2 separate regions of the Homo sapiens genome follow, and region 1 is linked to region 2. The links are chromatin loops, found by intact Hi-C in ENCODE. Cell type or tissue: CD4-positive, alpha-beta T cell. All regions are shown on one strand. Links, peaks and the distances in the headings refer to the core of each region. The heading gives the core; the rest is flanking DNA. Region 1 has its middle 230 kb from the start of MIR4689. Region 2 has its middle 120 kb from the start of MIR4689.

The links. Hi-C counts contacts between places; a loop is a spot of excess contacts. Peaks named below come from ENCODE experiments on the same cell type or tissue, not always from the same donor. Only the 100,000 strongest peaks of a DNase experiment are listed, where the experiment ranks them.
Region 1: a loop joins it to region 2, with 9 times the contacts of the local background. A loop is called at or near these places in 43 of 110 quality-filtered maps.

The regions. Positions count from the first base shown.
Region 1 is chr1:5,631,928-5,642,907 of GRCh38, reverse strand. No RefSeq gene overlaps it. Among named protein-coding and RNA genes, the nearest start is that of MIR4689, 230 kb to the left of the region's middle. In CD4-positive, alpha-beta T cell, for the core only: no CTCF peak of the experiment used is centred there; a DNase peak (open chromatin) is centred at 5,537; H3K27me3 peaks cover 2,319 bases.
Region 2 is chr1:5,740,727-5,751,706 of GRCh38, reverse strand. No RefSeq gene overlaps it. Among named protein-coding and RNA genes, the nearest start is that of MIR4689, 120 kb to the left of the region's middle. RefSeq lists enhancers at 5,113-5,909, 8,572-9,156, 9,958-10,458, 10,459-10,959. In CD4-positive, alpha-beta T cell, for the core only: a CTCF peak has its summit at 5,728 (motif pointing right); a DNase peak (open chromatin) is centred at 5,726; H3K27me3 peaks cover 1,151 bases.

The DNA.
Region 1 (10,980 bases), core at 1,471-9,470, 110 kb after region 2:
AAAGTGCTTTGAGGGCAGATATCTAATTCATTGTTGTAGCCCAGTGTTTTTCAAAGGCTTATCTTGGCATACACAATATGCTTTTTTTTTTTCCTTTTTTTTTCTTTTTAATACTTTAAGTTCTGGGATACATGTGCAGAACATGTAGGTTTGTTACATAAGTATACACGTGTCATAGTGGTTTGCTGCGCCCATCAACCCCTCATCTACATTAAGTATTTCTCCTAATGCTATCCCTCCCCTAGCCCCCCACACTCGATGGGCCCCGGTGTGTGATGTTCCCCTCCCTGTGTCCATGTGTTCTCATTGTTCAACTCCCACTTATGAGTGAGAACATGCAGTGTTTGTTTTTCTGTTCTTGTGTTAGTTTGCTGAGGATGACGGTTTCTAGCATCATCCATGTCCTTGCAGAGGACATGAACTCATCCTTTTTTTTCAATGGCTGCATGGTATTCCATGGTGTATATGTGCCACATTTTCTTAATTGAGTCTATCATTGATGGGCATTTGGGTTGGTTCCAAGTCTTTGCTATTGTGAACAGTGCCTCAATAAACATAGATGTGCATTTGTCTTTATAGTAGAATGATTTATAATCCTTTGGGTATATACCCAGTAACGGGATGGCTGGGTCAAATGGTATTTCTAGTTCTAGATCCTTGAGGAATCGCCACACTGTTTCCCACAATGGTTGAACTAATTTACGCTCCCACCAGCAGTGTAAAAGTGTTCCTATTTCTCCACATCCTCTCCAGCATCTGTTGTTTCCTGGCTTTTTAATGATCGCCATTCTAACTGGTGTGAGATGGTATCTCATTGTGGTTTTGATTTGCATTTCTCTGATGACCAGTGATGATGAGCTTTTTTTCATGTTTGTTGGCTGCATAAATGTCTTCCTTTGGCTTCCTTATATCCTTCGCCCAGTTTTTGATGGGGTTTTTTGTTTTTTTTCCTGTAAATCTGTTTAAGTTCTTTGTAGATTCTGGATATTAGCTCTTTGTCAGATGGCTAGATTGCAAAATTTTTCTCCCATTCTGTAGATTGCCTGTTCACTCTAATGATAGTTTCTTTTGCTGTACAGAAGCTCTTTAGTTTAATCAGATCCCAATTGTCTATTTTGGCTTTCGTTGCCATTGCTTTTGATATTTTAGTCATGAAGTCTTTGCTCATGCCAACGGCCTGAATGGTAATGCCTAGGTTTTCTTCTAGGGTTTTTATGGTTTTACGTCTTACGTTTAAGTCTTTAATCCATCCTGAGTTAATTTTTGTATAAGGTATAAGGAAGGGATCCAGTTTCAGCTTTCTGCATATGGCTAGCCAGTTTTCCCATCACCACTTATTAAATAGGGAATCCTCTCCCCATTGCTTGTTTTTGTCAGGTTTGTCAAAGATCAGATGGTTGTAGATGTGTGGCGTTATTTCTGAGGCCTCTGTGATGAGCACTTTTTCGATCCATCAGATTGACAAAGACAGTAAGAAAATAATTCTTCTTCTGGTGGGAATGTAAATTGGAATAACTTTTTTGGGGGGGAGGACAATTTTCTGAGATCTGTCCAAATGTAAGAATGCACACACCCTTTGTTTAAGCAAGTCTGCATCTAGCAGCTGATCATACAGATGATTTGTGCGTGCTCACAGAGACAGGCACACCTGCTGGAGCACCTGCGGGAGCATCGCTCAGGGTAGCAGAACATAGAAAGATCCAAATGTCCACCAGTGGCAGTGATATGGTTTGCATCTGAGTCCCCACCCAATCTCATGTGGAATTGTAATCCCCAATGTTGGATAAGTGGCATGGTGGGAGGTGATCGGATCATGGGGGCAGTTTCTGATGGTTTAATCTCCCCCTAGTGACGTGTTGTGGTAGAGTTCTCATGAGAGATGGTGGTTTACAAGTGTGCAGCACCTCCTTGCCCCGTCTTCCTCCTGCTTCAGCCATGTGAGACCTGTCTGCTTCCCCTTTGCCTTCCGCCATGATTGACAGTTTCTTGAGGCCTCCCCAGCCATGCTTCCTGTACAGCCTGTGGAACTGTGAGCCAATTAAACCTCTTTTCTTTATAAATGACCCAGTCTCAGGAGGCATTTCTTTTATTATTTATTTATTTATTTTGAGATGGAGTCTTGCTCTGTCCTCAAGGCTGGAGTGCAGTGGAGTGATCTCGGCTCACTGCAACCTCCGCCTCCTGGGTTCTAGTGATTCTCTTGCCTCGGCCTCCTGAGTAGCTGGGCCACCACGCCCAGCTAATTTTTGTATTTTCAGTAGAGACGGGGTTTCCCCATGTTTACCAGGCTGGTCTCGAACTCCTGACCTCAGGAGATCTGCCCTCCTTGGCCTCCCAAATTGCTGGGATTACAGGCATGAGCCACCGCGCCTGGTCACAGGAAGCATTTCTTTATAGCAGTGTGAGAACGGATGAATACAAGAGGGCTGGATCCATCCATTACCTGACATTCTTGTGGTGGTTCACTCTGCCGCCTGCAAAGACAGGCAGCTCCAGACACATGGATCCAGTACAGTCTTCACAGATGCTGTGTCCTGTGGCAGGCCCCTTTTGTGTTAAAGAGGGACACACACATAGGCATACAGGCTTACAGAGGCACAGTCTGTCTCTAGAATAACACACAAGGAGCTCCCTCTTCATATTTCCCTTCAGTTCCATTGCCACGTGTCCCTTATGCATGCATGGCCCATTCAAAGTAGACAATAAGAGCAACACACCCATCCATGCTTCTTTGTGAGAAACAGAAAGATAATTCCCTCCCTCATTCCAAATATTTTGAAATGCTTTTGAGGTTGAAGCTCACCCCTCATTAGTCTTAGCAGCAGAAATCATGTGGTATGCCTTCTGCTCTGTGGTGGGTAATATAGATTGATTTCCTTTACATTAATTTAAAATGGCTCCCATGTCAAGGATACTGATCCTCCAGGGTAAGCTTCATGAGGACAGGGACTTTTCTTTTCGTTTTTGAACCAGAGTCTCTTGTTCTGTCTCCCAGGCTGGAATGCAGTGGCACAATCTTAGCTCACTGCAACCTCTGCCTCCCAGGTTCAAGTGATTCTTGTGCCTCAGCCTCCCAAGTAGCTGGGATTACAGGTGCATGCCACCATGCCGGCTAATTTTTAGTAGAGACGAGGTTTCTCCATGTTGACCAGGCTGGTCTCAAACTCCTGGCCTCAAGTGATCCGCCAGCCTCGGCCTCCCAAAGTATTGGGATTACAGGCATGAGCCACTGTGCCTGGCTGGCTTTGCTTTGTTCACTGTTCCATCTGCAGCACCCAAAGGCATGCCCAGCACATAGTAGGTGCTCAAACACTCTGTAGAGTCAATCATGTACGCCCCTGAGCAATGCCATCTTGTCCCTACCTCCCCTCCCCGTCCTGATTGAGGGTCACACAACTTCCCCATGACCTGAGACCCCTGCCTGGGCTGGTCTTGGGAGCAGAGTCTACTGCCCTGAAGCCATGAGACACTGGTTCCTGGCTAAGAATAAGAGAAATCTGCTTGGAAACAGAGCCACTGTAGCCAAAGACAGCATGGTCACGAGCCTGGCCATGTGTTTCACTAAGCTTTGGGAGGTGAAATGTAACAGCCAACTCCTTCTGATTTGAAATATTTAAATGAGCCTGGAGAAATTGTGTTACACATTGGAAACCTTTGAGCTGTGTGCTTTATGAATCCTGTGACAACAGTGATGAGAAGCTCACCCAGAAAGCAGATGGGGCCCGTGGAGCAGGACTTCCCAGCTCACCAAGGACAGTGCAGCCAAGGCTCCCAGGCTTGTGTTCCAGAAGAGCTGCTGCAGGAGAGGGTGGCCCGAAGTCAGTGCTCCTATAGTCCCCGCTCTGGTAGCCTCCTTCTTCTGCTTTCCACAAGAGTAGTGGTGACTTTCTGGCATTTCTCTGATCAGGTCCCGAAGTTAGATAATATTTGGAGAGCCTTGCATGGCCAGCAAAACATGTTTTTAATATTGACCTTCACCCTACAAATTAAAAACTGTTGCCCCTTTCACATTGACCCACCCACCTGGTAGAAGGTAGAAAGGTTCATCTCTGAAATCGCCCTGAGACCCAGGAGGTGCTGGGGGTGGGGAAGCCATCTTCTGATTGGAGAGACCAGCTGTCAGTCATTTTGTGCTGGACACAGGTTCTCAGGGCTCCTGGTTTCTCTAAGAATGGACAAGGACAGCACTCACCCTGTTGCCAGCCTCCTTCCATGCAGCTCCAACTGCAGCCGTAAGTGAACAGTATTTCTCAAAGTTGTTTACAGCTTTGGAAAACATAAACGCCTCATTACCTGTGTGGAGCATCCTCCTGAGAGACCCTCTCCTGGTGCCAGGCCCCTGGGGAAAATCCCGCTATCTTTTGTTTCTGTACAAGCTAACGGGACTTTGTTGAGCCTTACTTTCCCTAATTTACTATAAGGAATAAAAAAATGGACTTTCCCATAACACAAGATCTTCCTATTGACCAAGCTGAATAAACTCCATGTGCCCCACCCATCTTCCATCAGCTGAGAGTCAGGTCTGTTTCCTTAATGGAATCCCCCTCTAAGTCACGGCCTCTGACACAATCACAGCTCAGCTGTGCTTCTTACTGGCAGGACTTTTCCCAAATCACGTGGGTATTTGTGCTGGTTTCCTGCCCTCTGCTGTGGGGTCTGTGATGTCTGAGGCCTTGTCTCTTGTGTCCATCGGGAGACCCTGTATGCCTGGCACATGGCAACACATGAGCACAAGGGCAGGGACTGTATGCGTCCTGCTTACCGGAGCACCTGAACATAGGAAACACCAATACCTGTGGGCCAAATGCACCTGTTGTATTCATTTCTTAGGGCTGTCCTAACAAATAACCATAAACTGGGGGGCTTAAAACAGCAGAAATTATTGTCTCACAGTTCTGGAGGCCAGAAGTCAAAAATCAGAGTATCTGCACAGCTGTGCTGCTTCTGCAGGCTCTAGGGCAGCGGTCCCCAACCCCTAGGCCATGGACAGGTATCATCAGTCCATGGGCTGTTAGGAACTGGGCTGCGCAGCAGGAGGGGAGTAGTGGGTGAGCAAGCAAAGTTTCATCTTATTTACAGCTGCTCCCCATGGCTCACATTACCAGCCTGAGCTCTACCTCCTGTCAGATCAGCAGTGGCATTAGATTCTTATAGGAGCAAGAACCCTACTGTGAAGTGTGCATATGAGGGATCTAGGTTACACCTCTCTTTATGAGAATGTAATGCCTGATGATCTGTCACTGTCTCCCATCAGCCCCAGATGGGACTGTCTAGTTGCAGGAAAGCAAACTCAAGGCTCCCACTGATTGTACACTATGCTGAGTTATAGAATTACTTCATTATGTATTAGAAAGTAAGAATAATAGAAATAAAGTGCACAATAAATGTAATGTGCTTGAATCATCTCAAAATCAACCCCTCCTCACCTCTCTGTGGAAAAACTGTCTTTCTCAAAACCAGTCCCTAGTGCCCAAAAGATTGAGGACTGCTGCTCCAGGAGAAGATCCTTTCTTGCCTCTGCCACTTCTGCCATCTGCTGGCAGCCCCTGGCATACCTTGGCTTGTGGCCACATCTCTCCAATCTCTGCTGCTTTCTCTGCATGGCTTTCTCCCCTCCGTGTCTCTACGCCTATGTCCAAATTTTTCTTTTCTTATAAGGACCACAGTCATTGGATTATGGCCCACCCCACTGTAATGTGACCTCATCTTCATTTGATTACATTTGTCAGGGCCCTATTTCTTAATAAGATTAGATTCACAGCTACCAGGAGTCAGGACTTGAACGCATCATTTGGGGGACCCAACGTAACCCACAACACTGATGGATGCAAAATTAGGAATAAGAGAGGGGCCCAGCTTCGCATCAGGGATCTGCAGTTTTGAACCAAAAGGATGAATGTGAAGCAGCACCACACATATGGTTTACATACAGTATTCCTGTTCTCATGCACTATTTCATGAGATGATGAGACTCACGAGATGGTGTGATAAAAATAATAATAGCCAATATTTGCTGAATGCTGGATCCATGTCGGGTCTGAACTCAATGTTTTATGGGGATCATCTCATTTATTCTCCATTGTTGCCCTACAATGGGGTCATTCCCCTCTCCCCTTCCTTATTCACAAACATCCAGTGAGCTCTTCTTTACTGCGCCGGGCAGTGGATGGGGCACAAACACTGACATCTTCATTTCTAAAGCTGAGAGTCCAAGGAAACAATTTTGGTTAAATCTTCCCTTTCTCCACATCCCTTGCTAGCACTCAAATCATAGTCACTTTCCTCCCCAATGTGCTGCCTCCTCATAAATTTTGTAATCCTCAAATTACATTTCTGTCATCTGCCCATTCGTTTTATTACCTGCCGATAAAGAAAAGGTCAAAGTCAGTAATTCCAGATTTCAGAAGTGTTTAATCATCGCTGATAAATAGAAACCCTTTCTCCAAAAAGGCAAAATGATAACATTAAAATTTTAAAAAATTTGTTGTCAGAATATTTTTAAGAGGACAGTAACCTTTCCATCTGACCTGCTCTTTGGTGAACAAATCAAACGACACAATTATGTCTTCCCTGAACTTCAGTGGCTTTGAGTCTGAATGCGTTAGATTGGGCTTAGCATAAAGAATAGCTTTATAATGCTTAGTGTCCCCGGGATGGAGTGAGTGTCACAGGAAGGCAGCAAATCCCTCCTGCAGAGATTGGAGATTCCCACATAGCGAAGATCAAGTTCTTGGGAATTCTTGTGAAGGGTCCGGGGGAGGGGAGATGTGGAGGGTAGGGGGACAGCCTCAATGTCCACTTAATATCCACAGGGGTCATTTTAGTCCCAATGTTCTGTGAATTCATTCACTAATTGGTTGACTCATTAATGCTTTCATCCATTCAACAACTAGTTTTCTGAATGTTGTGAATATCCGACGAGGGGCTGGGTGACAAGAGTGCAAACACAAACAGAACGTGGTCTCAGCACTCACGAAGCTTCAGGTGTCAGGTGCCATTGTCGGGGCTGGGCAGAGAGCTGTGGGCTGCAGATCAGAGATCGCCCCTGACCTCCTCTAGGGGTGGAACTTAGGGGAACCCTCACTGATGTTTTTGGCACTTTGGGTCTAGCTCTTTCTCAGCTCTGGCATCTGCAGCTAGAGTCAAAGAGGCCACCCTAGAAATGACCATCAGGACCAGATCTGTTCCCTCCCACCAGGAGTGAGGAAATCCCAATAGCCAGCCCCTGCCCACTGATGGAGCCCCCACTGCACTGCCTCACCCTGGAGACTGGCGTTTTTTTCTGGCAAGCTTTGGTGCATTTTAGGGTCCCGGGCTGGATGGTGTCTCTAAGGGTAGCCTCTGCTTGCCTGGCCCAGCTGGGATCTCAGGGGGCATTTGAGGCCCAGAAAAGGCCAGTGGTCTTTGTACCTTTTGGAAACCATTATCAGAAAGAACCACTGAGGTGGGAGAGCTGAAAGCTGCTGTTGCCATGGACACGATGGCCACGGAGATCTGAAAACCATCAACTGGTTTGAGAGCCACAGGGAAAAGCCATGTACCCCAGTCTCTGGGTGCTGGAGAAAGCCCAGGCCATAGTGGGACAGGAATCAGGGTAGTAGGCAGGCTGGAGAAGGAGGAAAAGGGGGGGAACGGAACTGAGAGGGTCAGGCCATGTCTAGGGATTCTGGTCCAGGACCCTGATAAGAGGGCTATGTCCCCTTACAGATGACCTGGGTAAAGGCCCGGAGGGGTGATGTTTGTCTGGGGGTTCCAACACTATGGTCCAAGTGGTGCTGCTTTGATGGGACCCCCACCTAGAGCAGCTCTGAAGACATTCCCCAGGGGCTGCTTGATTGGGAATGTGGAGATGGGCAGTTATTAGGAACAGAGCACAGGCTGTCTGCAGGGCTCTGCACTTCTTCCTCCTCATCACTCTTCGGAAGCCCAGAGGCCCCCAGAGGGATGGGTTACTTGGAAGTCATCGTAATGTTCTGTACCTGAGAGTTAGTTGGCCCTAGGAAATTGTCCCCCAATCATGAAATGTCCCTCTTGTCGTATCCTGTATGGGGGTGGGATGAGGTGGAGTGGATGGGCCTTGGGGGGCTGCTCTGAGGTCAGGGAGTCCAGTATCCACCCTCACCTTGCCTCACACTACGCACCAGCCTTGGGAGGAACCTGGCTTGTCATTCACAGTGTTACCTTCAGATTGTCCATGTCTAAGTAGAGGATCATTCATTCAACAAACATGGTGGGCCCTGCCCTGCGGAAGCGCCACATGAGTGCTGGCCATGTGGTATGAGTAGGCAGGTGAGCGGGTCCTCAAGGGCATCTGAGTGAACAAACACACAAAGTACAGCCAGATGTCTCAGGAGGAGTCTTAGAGTGATGAAACCATCTGTAGCTGCACTGGGACAGTTCTAGCAGTCTACACATATGATGAAATTGTATAGAAATACAAACATGAACACACAGACACATGTGAACATGCATGGAGACACATGCAGGTACATGCATGTACACACAGAGACACACGTAGACACAAAGAGACACATATGTAAAGACGGACACATACACATTCAGACATACACACATAGATAAAAACATGCACACACACACATATACACACACAGAGATACACATAGAGGCACACATGTACAAACACAGAGATATGCATGTGTGTGCATACACACAAATACACATAGACACATAAGCACATATACACAGACATGCTGACACAGATATACACATGTGTACACAGACACAGAGACGTACACACACATAGACACACATGTCCACACACATGAATAAATATACACATAGACATGTGCACGCAAGCACATACAGGCACACACATGCACACACATGCACACACATGCACACACAGAGACACATACAGACACACTGGTACACAAATGAATACAGATATACACATAGCTGCACACAAGCACACACAGACACACACATGCAAACACAGAAACAAATAAAGACTCACATGTACACACATGAATACAGATATACACATAGACATCTGCACACAAGCACACACAGACACACACATGCAAACACAGAAACAAATACAGACCCACATGTACACACATGAATACAGATATACACATAGACATCTGCACACAAGCACACACAGACACACACATGCAAACACAGAAACAAATACAGACCCACATGTACACACATGAATACAGATATACACATAGACATCTGCACACAAGTACACACAGACATACACATGCAAACACAGAGACACAGACACACATGTACACACATGACTACAGATACATAGACATGTGTGCACAAGCACATACAGACACACACATGCACACAGACACAGACACACACCTGCACACACATATGCATGTGTGCACATGTGCACATAGACACACATGCACACACAAGAGTGTATGGAGAAAATGGTGAGATCTTCGTAAGGGTCTGCAGATGGCACCTGTGTTAGTTTCCTGTGCTGAGCTTTGGATTATAATGATCAACAGTGAAACCGCTGGAAAAGCTGGGGGAAGGGGACTTGGAACCTCTCTGCTATTTTGGCAACTTCCCATGAGCCGACCCTTTTTTCAAATGTAAAAGTAATTTAATAGTTTACCATTTAATATATCTGGGGACACAAGACATTAGTATTAATTGAATTTAATTGCTATTAAAATAAGTTAAATTTAATATAGTAATAAATGAATATAAACATAAAAATAATGACAAATCCTTGCCAGTGGCCTAAATATTTAAATTACTTACTAGTAAAATTTTTCAATGATTTCCATCCCTATTTATATATATAAAAAATAACTACGCAAGCACCAAATCAGCAAAACGATGGTGCCTTCGTGTAGGTGCTAAGAGGCACATCACGGAGCGTCAGGAAGGAGGAGGAAGCCAAGGTGACACAGGATGGAGTGTGTGCCGCCTCCACCACCATCTCTTTATCCGCCTTGCTGTATTTATAGATGTGCATCTTCACACGTGTACAGCCTTTCAGGTCTAAATTCACCTTTGAGGGTGCTTCATTTGTCTTTCCTTTGGGGGTTTGTGGGATGGGAACGGATTGAACCCTAGGACCGTATATTAGAAGCTGCAGGCAGCATGCAGGGTGAGCAGAACTGCAGGCAGCATGCAGGGTGAGCAGAACTGCAGGCAGCATGCAGGGTGAGCAGAACTGCATGCCCTGAGGACGGGGCCCACCCTGCAGCCCCTCACCGCCGCCTGGCCACAGGGCAGCAGGGAGTGGGAACCTCCTTATTTCCTGGGCTCTCTGGGCTCTTCCTGGAGCTTTCATTACCAGTCATAAGGGGACTGTAAAGAGCACCTTGGGTAGCCATTTAAAAAGTGACGAAACCACCTATAAACCAGCAAATTATACAGGGGAGGCATTTTATGTCTTGTTTTCTTTACAGCCATTCTGAAAGGGGACATAAAAGTCACTGGAAAGTCCTGGTTCCTGTCACCTTCGGGCCCCATTGCAGCCTGCATGGTATGACTCATTTGTTTTCAGAGGCTGCTGCCCCAGTGCTGGCACAGGGAGGGACCAACTAGGGGCTGTCTTTTAGAACTGTATTATCCAGAGACAATATTCTCCCTGTGTCCCGAGGAGTGATATTTCCTGACCCCTGGGGCAGAGCCGGGAGGCCTGGGAGAGTTCAGAGAGCAGAAGCCCCCTTTTCACCCCAGGCTCAGTCCTTACCTGCAATCTCCAAATGTTCCCTTATTGGGGCCACATCATTCACCCTCCCCACCAAGGATAGTGATCATGATTGACAGCTGCCTTCTGTGTCTGCAGCAGCCCCCATGGGAGGGGTATTTCTGAATGGTGAAGGATCATTCTTCCTAGTGATGAGGCTCAGTGCTGGGAGCTTGAAGGTTTGGGTTATGATAAAGAGTCCATTACCAACTGGCCTCGGGCCTTTGGGAATTGCTATGATGCTGTGACCTGCTTTTATCATCAGTGAAATGGGTGAGTAGAAAGTTTGTCCT
Region 2 (10,980 bases), core at 1,995-9,994:
GAAGGTGTGGTGAAGACTGTCCGAGGCCTCTCCCTGTGCATGTCTCTGTCCAAATTCCCCCTTTTATAAGGACACAGTCTTACTGGATTAAGGCCTGTGCTAATGAACTCATCTTAACTTGTTCATCTACAAAGACTCTATTTCCAAATAAGGTCACATTTGGGTGCTGGGGGTGAGGACTTCAACATCTTTTGGGGGACACAATTCACCCATAACATCTTTCTAGAAGGAGCGCTTGTCCCCAGCAGGAAAATGACGGCAAGCATTTCCGGGCTGAACTGTTTCCCAGTGGTGCTTGTGCGGGGCGTTCTGCCAGCCGCGCTTTCTCATGGACTGCTGTTGCTTTCCTACAGACAGAGGAGGGGTCCTTCTCAGAGGGAAGAGGGCTGGGAGGCAGAACGCAGAGTGCAGAAGCAGGTGTCGGAACACTGCCGTGAGCTCAGGTTGCAAAGCCAGAGGGCCTGGGTTCAAACCCCAGCTCTGCCGCCTACTTGCTGTGTAACTCTGGAAAAGTGACTTAACCTCTGAGCCCCTCCCTCCCTCAATCTGTGAAAGAAGGGCTTTCTGAGGTTACAGGGGAAGATGCAGGCAATTCCCAGCATGTGCCTGACCCTCCCCAGGCTCCAGACACTGGGTCCCTGGGGCTGTTGTGTTCAGCGTTATCCTCAGTGTCCCTGCGGCCCATGCTGTCCCAGCTAATTGCACCCCATGGCACCCTGGGCTCCGCCGGGAGCAAGACTCCTTTAGCGAGGGGTTTGGGATCTCAGTCTGGGCTGCCCTTTTTCTGAGGGGGCCTCAGCTGTCACAGGCCCAGCATTGGGAGACAGAGCCCAGAGTGGGGGCAGAGCCACGAGGGTCACGTCAGAAACCAGGGGCAGGGACTGCCACAACCACTGTTGGGCCCTGGTGGGGTGGGGGTCTCTCTTGTTTGCTTCAAGACATAAAGGAGAAGAGTCCCAGTCTCCAGGGGCAGGTGGGGGCATGGGATTCCGCCACAGCCCCCTCCCTCCACAGGAAGGAAGGAAGTGCCGCCTTAGCCACAGGACAGGGCTCCATGGGGACGAGGGGAGACTCTGGGGAGGGGGAGGCAAGGAAGTCTGCAATGCAGAGAGACAGACAGGCAGAGAGACAGACAGACAGACAGACAGACAGACAAACAGAAGATGGAGTTCCAGGCAGGCCAGGCCCAGGTCTCAACACATGAGCCTCTCTGGGGCCAGCTGGTGAACAAGAGCTGGGGCCCTCTAGGCACAGAGCGGGGACTGGAGGGAGATCCTGGAATGCAGAGGCCACGATAGCTGGGATGCACTGCTGGAGGAAAATTTTAACCTGGACCTGGGGGTAGCCACACCCCAGACAGTGAAGGGCTGTCTCCAGAGGCCAGGACTGAGCAGCGGTCAGCCGCAGGCTGCGGGTGGGTGCAGAGATGCCGCCAGTGCTGGCCCCATCTGACCCCTACTGCCCATCCCAAACTGGGCCCTCTCCTGTGTGTCTCTGTCTCTATCTATGTCTCTTTCTCTCTTTCTCGTTGTTTCTATCTCTAGCTGTGTCTCCCTCTGTTTCTGTATCTGTATCTCTCTATCTGTTTCTCTCTGTCTATGTCTCTGTCTCTACCTTACAGTCTCTATGTCTGTTTGTCTCTATCTCTTTTTCCATCTCTCTCTCTTTCTCTGTGTCTCTGTCTCTGTGTCTCTCCATCTCTGTCTGTCTCTGTCTCTTCCTCTGTCTGTCTCTGCATCTCTCTGTCTCTCCCTCTGTGTTTGTCTCATATCTCTCTGTCTCTGTTTCTCTGTGTCTGTTTTTCTCTGTATCTATCTCTCCAGAGACATACACACAGAGGGAGAGATAGAGTCTCTCATCTCTGTGTTTCTCTGTGTCTCTCTGTATCTCTCTGTCTCTCTGTGTATCTCTCTCTGTCTCTCTGTATCTCCCTGTGTCTCTCTCTGTTTCTGTCTCTGTCTGTCTCTCTGTCTGCCTCTTTGTCTCTCTGTCTCTGTCTCTCTGTGTCTCCCCATCTCTTTCTGTTTCTGTGTCTGTCTCTCTGTGTCTCCTTGTTTCTCTGTCTGTCTCTGTCTCTTTGTGTCTCTCCATCTCTCTCTGTCTGTCTGTCTCTCTGTCTCCCATCTCTTTGTCTCTCCACGTACTGAGAGCGGCACTGCCCTCTCTCTGGGGTTGTTGCCCTACCCTTTCTGTGGGTCGTTGCTCTCCTCATCTCTTCCTCTTCTCTTCACTGTGCATCTCCTCCAGGGCCAGGAGCCCCTGGAAGGCAGGGATCTAGTCTGTGCTATTCATGGCTCCCTCTGACGCATGCACCTGGCATACCACAGGTGCTCAATAAATGCCCATGGAGTGTTGTTAGGTGCCCAGCTGCCGTACCTTGGGCTGAGTGACTGAGCCATGAGGCTGTGCCCTGAGGGGCCGGCACATTGATGGGCTGTGTGGGGTCCACTCCTTCCTCCCGTGGATTCGGGAGCTTTTGGGCCTGTGACGTCCCCACCCACGTGGTGTTTGTGCTCGGCTTGATGGACATTGGTTGCTGTGGCAGGGGCCCAGGACACCATGGGAGGGAGGGACTGGCCCCTGGCACCCTGTCCCAATCCTGGTGCATTGGCAGCTCCGTGTTCCTGCTGGCGGCCCCCGCCTTCCCTCCTGGCAGTGCCCATCCCAGGTCCAGAGACGTCTCCCAGTAATTGGTTTTGCTGGAGGACAGCCCCAGCCTGCAGGACTGGGAGTACCCGAGGCCCTTCTCCCAGGCAAAGGCCAGAGACGCTGGGCTGAGGAGGGTCTGAGTTTGCACCATGGGGCAGTTGCTCCTGAAGGTGCAGGGCTGGGCAGTTGTTTGAATTCCCAGTGGCGATCATGTTCTCATCTGTAAGAAAGGGCCAATATGAACCCCAGTGCTGCCGGCTCACGTGGGCTTCATGGAGGATGAAGTGAGGTGGCTGCAGCCCTCCGTGAACCGCAGCTATTATCTCTGTCCACACTGCAGTTGTGAGTCTTGCTGGGGCTGGGCGAGGGCACTGCTGGAGCCAGAGAGGACAATGTCCATTGCTCAAGAACATGGATCTTGCCCAGGCCCCTCTCTGCAGGCATCAGACAGAATCGACGGCCCTGCGGATCAGCCCAGGACTCCACGGACAGACTCCCAGAGGCTCCCACTTGGTCTTCTGCCCATGGGAGTCATTCATCCACCTCGAGGGGCGAACGGTCCTCGGGTTCAGGTTCTGAGCTCCTTAGTGCTGTGCTGTTGGGGACTTTCTGGCCACATAGGGGACTTTGCTGCATTTGGAAGACTTGCCACTTGGGGACTAGCATGTGAGCCCAGGGCCAACTGCACGCTCCCTTGTCTTCAGCGTGCACAGGGAGCTCTCCCCAGCACGAGTGATTCTGGCCCTGGCCCTTGGCTCTCCAGGACACTGTAGCCTCTCGCTCAGTATTCCGGGGTCCTGTGAACACTGTCTGGCCTCTCTAGGTCCCCAGGGGTTCACAGGCCTCACCCGCTGAGCACGCATCACCTGGAGGGGAAAGGGGGGCCCTGAATGGACACCGAGCAGGAAGGGAGTAACTGTTGAGCGCTGTGCTAGGCGCTGTGCTGAGCACTTGATGTCACACAGCCCCGCTTCGTTCCCCAACAGCCCTGCCAGGGAAGAGCTGCTACCGAGCCCATTTTACATGTGGGGAAAGGGAGGCCAGAGGTAAGGAACCTGCCCAAAGTGGTACGACTTGTAGACAGCAGGGCTAGGTTTACTCCAGGCTCTTCTGACTCCAACGCCCATTTGCTTCCCTCCTCCCTCTCCCTTTCTCCCTCCCTTCCTTTCTCCCTCCTGCCTCCCTCCCCTTTCCCTTCTCCCTCCTCCCTCCCTCCTCCCTCCCTCCATTCCTCCCTCCCTTCCTCCCTCTTTCTCCTTTCTCTCTCCCTCCCTCCTTCCTTCCCTCCCTCCCTCCTCCCTTTCTCCCTCCCTTCCTTTCTCCCTCCTCCATCTCCTTCTTCCTCCTCTCTTTCTCCCTCTCTCTCCCTCTCCTTCCTCCCTCTCCTCCTCCCTCCCTCTCCTCCCTCCCTCTCTTCCTCCCTCCCTCTGCTCCTCCCTTCCTCTCCTCCTCCCTCCCTCCCTTTTGTCCTCTTTCCCTCCTACCGTTCTTCCTCCCTCCCTTTCTGCCCTCCTCCCTCCTCCCCCCTCCTTCCTCCCTTCCTGCTGTCAGTCTATTGCACAGCCTTCTCTGCACTTGCTTGGAGAAGAGGCTCTGCCTTGGCACTTCCAGGCCTGCATAGGGGCTTGAAGCTTTCTGAGCCCCAGAGCCTTTGGTTCTTCTTTCTCTGTGCCCCCTGGATTGCACACAGGCCAGTGAGAGGGGACAGGCTGTGTCAGGTTACCTGACTTCTCTGTTAGGGATGTGAGAAGGGGCAGAGGGAGCCCTTGGTCCCCATCCAATTCACTGGGTCACTGAGTGCTGCTTCCTAAAGGCAGGCCCGTGGCAGAGGTGGCCCTGGCTCCTCACATCTGGGTAAGGGAGTGGCCTCCTCAGATGTCTCTGGTCTCCTCAGAGTTCCCTGCTGATGTTACCCCATGTGGTCTTAGAACCCTGTGGAAGATCATGGCCCATGGCTTCCTCCAGCAGGGGCCTTGGCCCCACACTGGAACTACTCAGCCCCAGCACCAGGTGGGCAGCGTGGTCCTGCTGAGCCCTGCACAGATCCACCCCGAGCTCCTCTGCTGGCTCAGGTCTGGGCTGCCGCTCAGGGAGGCAGAGGAGCAAGCCGGCTGCTGCACCTGGTGTGCTCCTGACCGGCAGCTTGGCAGGTGCGGTCCTCACCCCGCTTCTGTGCTCTGACTTTCCCGGGAAGGCGGGTCACAGTGCACACCGCTGCCTCACCATTTCAACTGTTAGTCCCCTTATTTGGAATGACAGTGACTTGCATATTTGAGGAGCTCAAGAGGGGGAAGTTTAATAAGATGCCAACAGAGTAAATGCCAGTTGCTTAAAAAAAAAGGCAATTTAAATTGTTTAGTGGATACACGTTTGGGAAGCCTGGGAAGCCTGGGAAGCCCACTTGCTGCTGCCGTCGTGGTGGGGTCTGCTCCGTGCCTGTCCAATGGCTGCTGATCAGCGGCTGCAGGCTGTTTGCTCCCAGAAATCATGCAACAGACAAAGCCGGAGGTCCTGGCACTTGGTGCGATGTTGGCTCCCCGGGGAGCCACGCTCAGACAGCACCGGCACAGACGTCATGATTGAGACCAGGGCTCAGGGTCCAGGGTCCAAGGTCCAGGTGCTGCCATCAGTGGCCTGGGGGCTGTGAATGGGATGGCAGAGCCCTTCCAGGTCTAGGACCTGGCCAGGGACCCAGTCCAGGTCAGCGTCCCTTGTCTGCAGTGCCGATTGGCTGGGCTCTGGGCAGGACAGTCCTCATTCACTTGCTTGTCGTTGGTGGCAGGACTGTCATGGCCAGAGGATCCCTGGTGCTAACTGGCCTCCCCTGTCAGCTGCTGCCTGAGCAGAAAAGGGAGCAACTACAGGGCAGCCTTTCCCGGAGCCCCCTCTTCCCTTCTGAGCGCCTGCAAAAGGTGCTGGGTGCTGGCCACGCTGCCCTGCCTGCCTGGCTCTGGCCCCCCCCAGAACCCTTCGCAGGGGCTCTCCCAAGCATGGGGAGCTCCTGGACCAGCGCCCTCCTCCTTAGGGTCTGGGAGTTAAGTCCACGTCTTGGTGCCATGCCCCATGGCTGCCACCAGGGGTCAGCAGGCCCATGGCGGGTTGCAGGGTGGATGCTGTGGCCGGAGGAGCGGCAGGGACGGGAGTTCTGAGGGGTAAAGCTGGCAGCAACCTGGACGCAGGCATTGGCTGGTGTCTTGGAGGTCAACCCTGGCCAGGCCCTCTGGCTGGCTGAGCTGTGGTCTTTAGCCACTGGGGGCATAGGGGGTGTCAGCTGCCTTGGAAGAGCTACAGGGGTCCCAGTTGCTGACGCTGGTGCCTTCTGGGGGACCCCAGGCAAAGCTCAGTGCTCATGACCGTCATGACCAAGGTGGCGTTCGGAGTCATTCCAAGCAGTCTTTAAATCCTGTGTGGCCTTGGGCCACTTCCTTTACCTCTCTGAGCCTCAGAGAACTTTCCATCTGCAAAATGGGAGAAATGATCAAAGGGCTGTTGGAAGGATCCAACGAAATAACACATGCAAAGAACTTAGCACAGGCTGGCGTGACACGGTCACGCAATAAACCGTACAATTGTCATTACTGTCATCAATAGAGTTTTCAGGGGGATCGTCCTGTCTGTCATCGTCTTCTCCAGGATGCTCCTGCTGGTTTTTAATGTTTCTAATCTCCTGTTGATTATTCTTGGGGTTTCAGCCAAATAAGTACTGCCAATTAAAGCTCTTGCTGTAGCTCCGGGTGGGGTTGCCATGGCAACGGGAGCAGAGCTTTCACTTCTTCCTTGGAATACACACACACGTGTGTGAGTCTTTTTGTGGGTTTCTGCCCGTGTGTCTAGCTGTTACCAGAACTCCCTGCCGCGGAGCCGGAGGTGGCAGGTGGGAAGAGAGAGGGAGGAAAGTGGGGCATGGGGTGGCATGTGGGGGCCCCTCCTCCTGCACGGAGCCCCCTTCAGCCTGGGAAGCCTTTGCCTGGGATGCTGCAGCCAGCGTTATGAGGGAACGAACGTGGGTTTCCCCGTGCAAACTTGCTCTGCCCCCGCAATGGCCTCAGGGGCCCTGTCCAGCCTGGTTGGCAGGATGAGGCTGTGCTGGGTGACGGACAGCCCTGCCTGAGTCTTCAGAGCGTCACAGATGTGTGTGTGCCTGTGTGTTGTCTCTGTGTGTATCTGTGTGTGTGTCTCTCTGTGTTCCTGTGTGTCTGTCTGTGTGTCTGTATGTCTTTTTCTGTGTATCTGTGTATGTGTCGTGCTTGTGTGTGTCTGTGTGTATTTCTGTGTGTGTCTGTGTGTTTGTGTGTATCTGTGTCGCTTTCTCAGTTTGTGTGTCTTTTCCTGTGTGTGTCTGTGTGTCTCTTTGTGTGTACGTGTGTGTGTCTCTGTGCCAGTGACTCTGTATCTGTGAGCGTGCGTGTGTGTTGGGGGCTTGAGTTGGTCATCAAAGCTGAATCTCAGACAGGCTACAGGATTCTAAACTCAGCTCAGGCCTGGGGTTAATTGAGGTCCAGGGAGGGGCTGAGCTGGAAGCAGAGCTGGGGGCTCACTCTGACCTCTGGCTTCTCTGAATTCCAGATGCAGTCAGCATCAGGCCTACCCCCGTGTCAGCACTGGGAGCTCCTGGAAGGAGGGCCGGCTCTTGGATGTGGGGATTGGCTGGGACTTTTTTCAGTTGAAAGGGTCAAAGTAGCGTGAGTAAAATTAAATAAATACATGGAAGAAAGAAAGAGAGAAAGGAAGGAAGGGAGGGAGGAAGGAAGGAAGGGAGGGAGGGAAGAAGGAAGGGAGGGAGGGAGGAAGGGAGGGAGGGAGGGAGGAAGGGAGGGAGGGAGGGAAGAAGGAAGGGAGGGAGGGAGGGAAGAAGGAAGGGAGGGAGGGAGGAAGGGAGGGAGGGAGGAAGGGAGGGAGGGAGGGAAGAAGGAAGGGAGGGAGGGAAGAAGGAAGGGAGGGAGGGAGGAAGGGAGGGAGGGAGGGAAGAATAAAGAAAGAAAAAGAAAGAAAAAAAGAACACCCCCCCAGGTGCACATGGAGACTCTGCGCTGGGGCCCAGTTACCCAGGGTCGAGGCCCAGCCAGCTTCACTCAGAGCTGGATCTGGGCTCTGTGAGCGTGGCAGGCCCGACTTTCTCCAGAAAAGTGTTTGGAGCCCTGTGGCTGGGCTGGAGCTGGATGTCTTCTGTAAAGGGGCAGAGCTTCTTGCTGGTAGTGTGGACACAGCAGATCTCATGGAAGGGTGGGACCAGCCTTGCTGGGGTCCAGCACCCAGGCCTGGGCCACCTCAGGGCTTGGGGACGGTGGTCGTTGGCTGGGTCCAGGTCTCCTTTCCCCAGGGCTAGGGTGGGTAGCAAAAATGGATGCACAGTGCCTAGGACCACATGGGCAGGGAGACGGGGAGGCTGCCCCAGGACCCTGCATCCACACCTGGGGGACGGGCTTGCCTTTGCTGCTAGGCGAGGAATGCCTCCCTGAACAGAGCTTCATGTTCTGCACCCGTGATGTGATCCGCAATGTGCAGGGGCTGACGAAGGGGCTGTCGGCTGGGCTCTCTGTGAGCCTGTGATCTCCTCACCACCCCTGCACCTCTGCACTGAGGGGAGGCAGCAAGAGAGGGGAGCTCATCTGGAGGAGTCAGTGCCAGCTTTGAGAAGCCTCAGCCCCTTCTAGACACCTGGCTCCTCAAGCCCCCTCCATGGGGAGGGGATGAGCAGGTCCTGTCCTTCCCAGGAAGCAGTGTCCTTGGATTTGGAGGGCAGGAGCCTTGGAGGGAGGTGCCAGCCTGCCTTGAGTTGGCTGAGGAGGGGGCAGCCCCTCCAGGGGTCATGCGATGGGCTAGGCAGAGCATAGCTTCCAACTGCTATAGCCAGACTTGCTTGGAAATGCCGCGGGTGCTGAGGGCTCTGAGGGGCCACAGGCAGCCCACGTGGCCAGTGGTCCCTCCCTCTCAGTTGTGATTCCACGTTCAGGGACTGTGTCTTCTTCGCTGCTGACGTCACAGAGCCAGCCCGGCTGGGTGGTTGGTGAAGGCCAGGAGCCTGGCTGATGGGGCCGTGGTGGGCATCCTGCTGTGAGCGGGGACGTCAGGGCTGCACAGCCAGGGGCGCTGGGAAAGGGACCCTGACATCTCTCAAGAGGGGAGAGGGGTCCTCAGCGGCTGGTGGTTGTGGCCAGTTTACACCTTGCTGAAGATAAGCCACCTAGATGTGACTGAGGGACTGAGGTGGCGCTGTGGGGAGAAGGGGACTGGGTCACTGCTCCTGCACTCGGGGAAGTCACACTACCCAGCACACATGTTGTTTCCTGAAGACACATGCCTGTCTTGCCCGGCAAGAGACTATGACTGTAATAATTAAAGAAAGAGGAGAGAAACACGAAGGGTGGCTGTACAGTCAACAGGGACAGGTTTATTTTAAACAAACCTGAGAGGGGCGGCTGGCTGAGTTAGGTCAGAGCGCACTCTTTTATGGACTGAGAGTTTTTAAGGATTTAGGGTGGGAGAGTTTATTAGAAGCTTGGACTGCTTTTGTGTTTTTTTGCTGTGCTTATTTGAGAGGGAGAGTTGTGTGTGTGTTTCCATTATTTAATTCTTACAATGACCTCACCCATTATGAGGCTCCCCCTGTGCCAGGCAGCGCATGGAGCTCCTCACATTATCCTCATGGAGGCCCTGTGGGCAGGTGTGAGGCGCCCAGCAGACAGGTGAGGCGCCAGGCATACATAACTTGTCCAAAGTCCCACGTCGTGGGTGACGGGAGCCGTAACCACTGTTTTCAAGGAGCTCCTCCTCCTCCCTGGGGCCCAAACAGCACCGGGCACATCAGGAAGTGGGTGGTAGGGTGGGGCGGGGGCCTGGGTTGGCCCCATGGGCTCATCCCTCTTCCCTGGACTAGGGACCTGCAGCAGGGGTGAGGTCTCTTGAGGGACTCCAAAGCCTGAGGTGCAGCTTCCAGCTCAGCTTGTTCCTCCGTCAGGGCCAGGTGGGAAGGTGAGGAGTGGGCTCAGGGCAGACAGGTATGTGCAGGGGCATGCTGTCTGCCTCATCCAGGAAACCAAAGGGACAGAGATGGGGTGACTCTTGAGGTTCTCCAAGGTGTCCATGAGCCAGAAGCACCCCCCTGCCCAGGCAAGAGGTGGGCACATCAGTGGGGCCCACACTGCTGTGGACGGAGCCAGAGATATTCTGAGGGGCATTGACCCCACTGCCCCTGCTGCCCACTTCCCCCAGTCCCCAGTCAATCCTCCTATGACCTCATCAGGCCCTGCACAGCTCAGAGCAGCAGTTGAAGTTGATCCTGGGCACCTGTGCAAGCCCACCTGAGCTCCCAGGCTTATGTGAGGCATGGGCTCATCTGGGGAAGGGGCTGGTTGCTCATCACCAAAGGAGCGCAGAACCAGAGAGCCCTTCCCCTGGCCTGGCAGGAAGCCGGTGAGGAGGCGGATGGTTTTGCCAGAACTCCCCAACTTCCTCCTCACCTCAGGAATGGAGGATTGTGCCTGGGCATGCATGGTGTGTGCTGGCATGTGTGCGTGTGCATTTGTATGTGTGCATATGTGTGCTGACATGCACGTGTGTGTGGAAGTACATTTGTACATGCATGTGTGCACACGTGTGTACGTATGTGTATGTGTGCACATGTGTGCATACACATGAATACACATGTATGCATATGTACATTAATGTGTGTGTGTGCACATGTGTATGTAGTACATTTGTGAGACAAGGGCTGGGCGCTGTGCCTCTGGACCCTCACCTGGCTCCAGGTGGAGCTGGGCAGCGTCCTTGGGAAGAGCTCCTGCCTTCTGAAGCCCCAGGAAGGGAGTCAGGACTGAATTTGTGCTGGGTGGCAGTGGCGGTTCCCAAATCTGCCTCTTTATAAGGATCAGCTGGGGAACTTGTTACAATTATGCCATCCTTGGCTGCATCTCCAACCTCTCTTCGGTGGGGCCTAAGATGCTGTAGTCAACGAGCTTCCCCCAGGCAGTGCTGACGTTCAGTGCTCAGCCCGAGGAACCCACTGCGGAGCCCCCAGGGCGCCACAGCCCCTGCTTGTTGACCGCGGTTGTTTCTCTGCCTTCCTCTTATCTTGGGTTTCCTTGATAAACCACGTATTTCTCAATACCTGATAAGTTTTCAAGCTGTTTATTGCGTCGTTGTTTAGATAAAACAGGTAGAACATTTTGGGTTTCTTTTATTTGTGGGAGGAGGCCTTGGCTTTTAACCCTCCGCGGTCTGTTTCGAAGACCAGTGCTCTTGGAATATTTTCTTTTACATTTTGGAAATTTACATGAAGCTTCCTCATGATGATTCTTTGGCTTTGAAAGTGATGAGTTTTGTTTTCTGAAT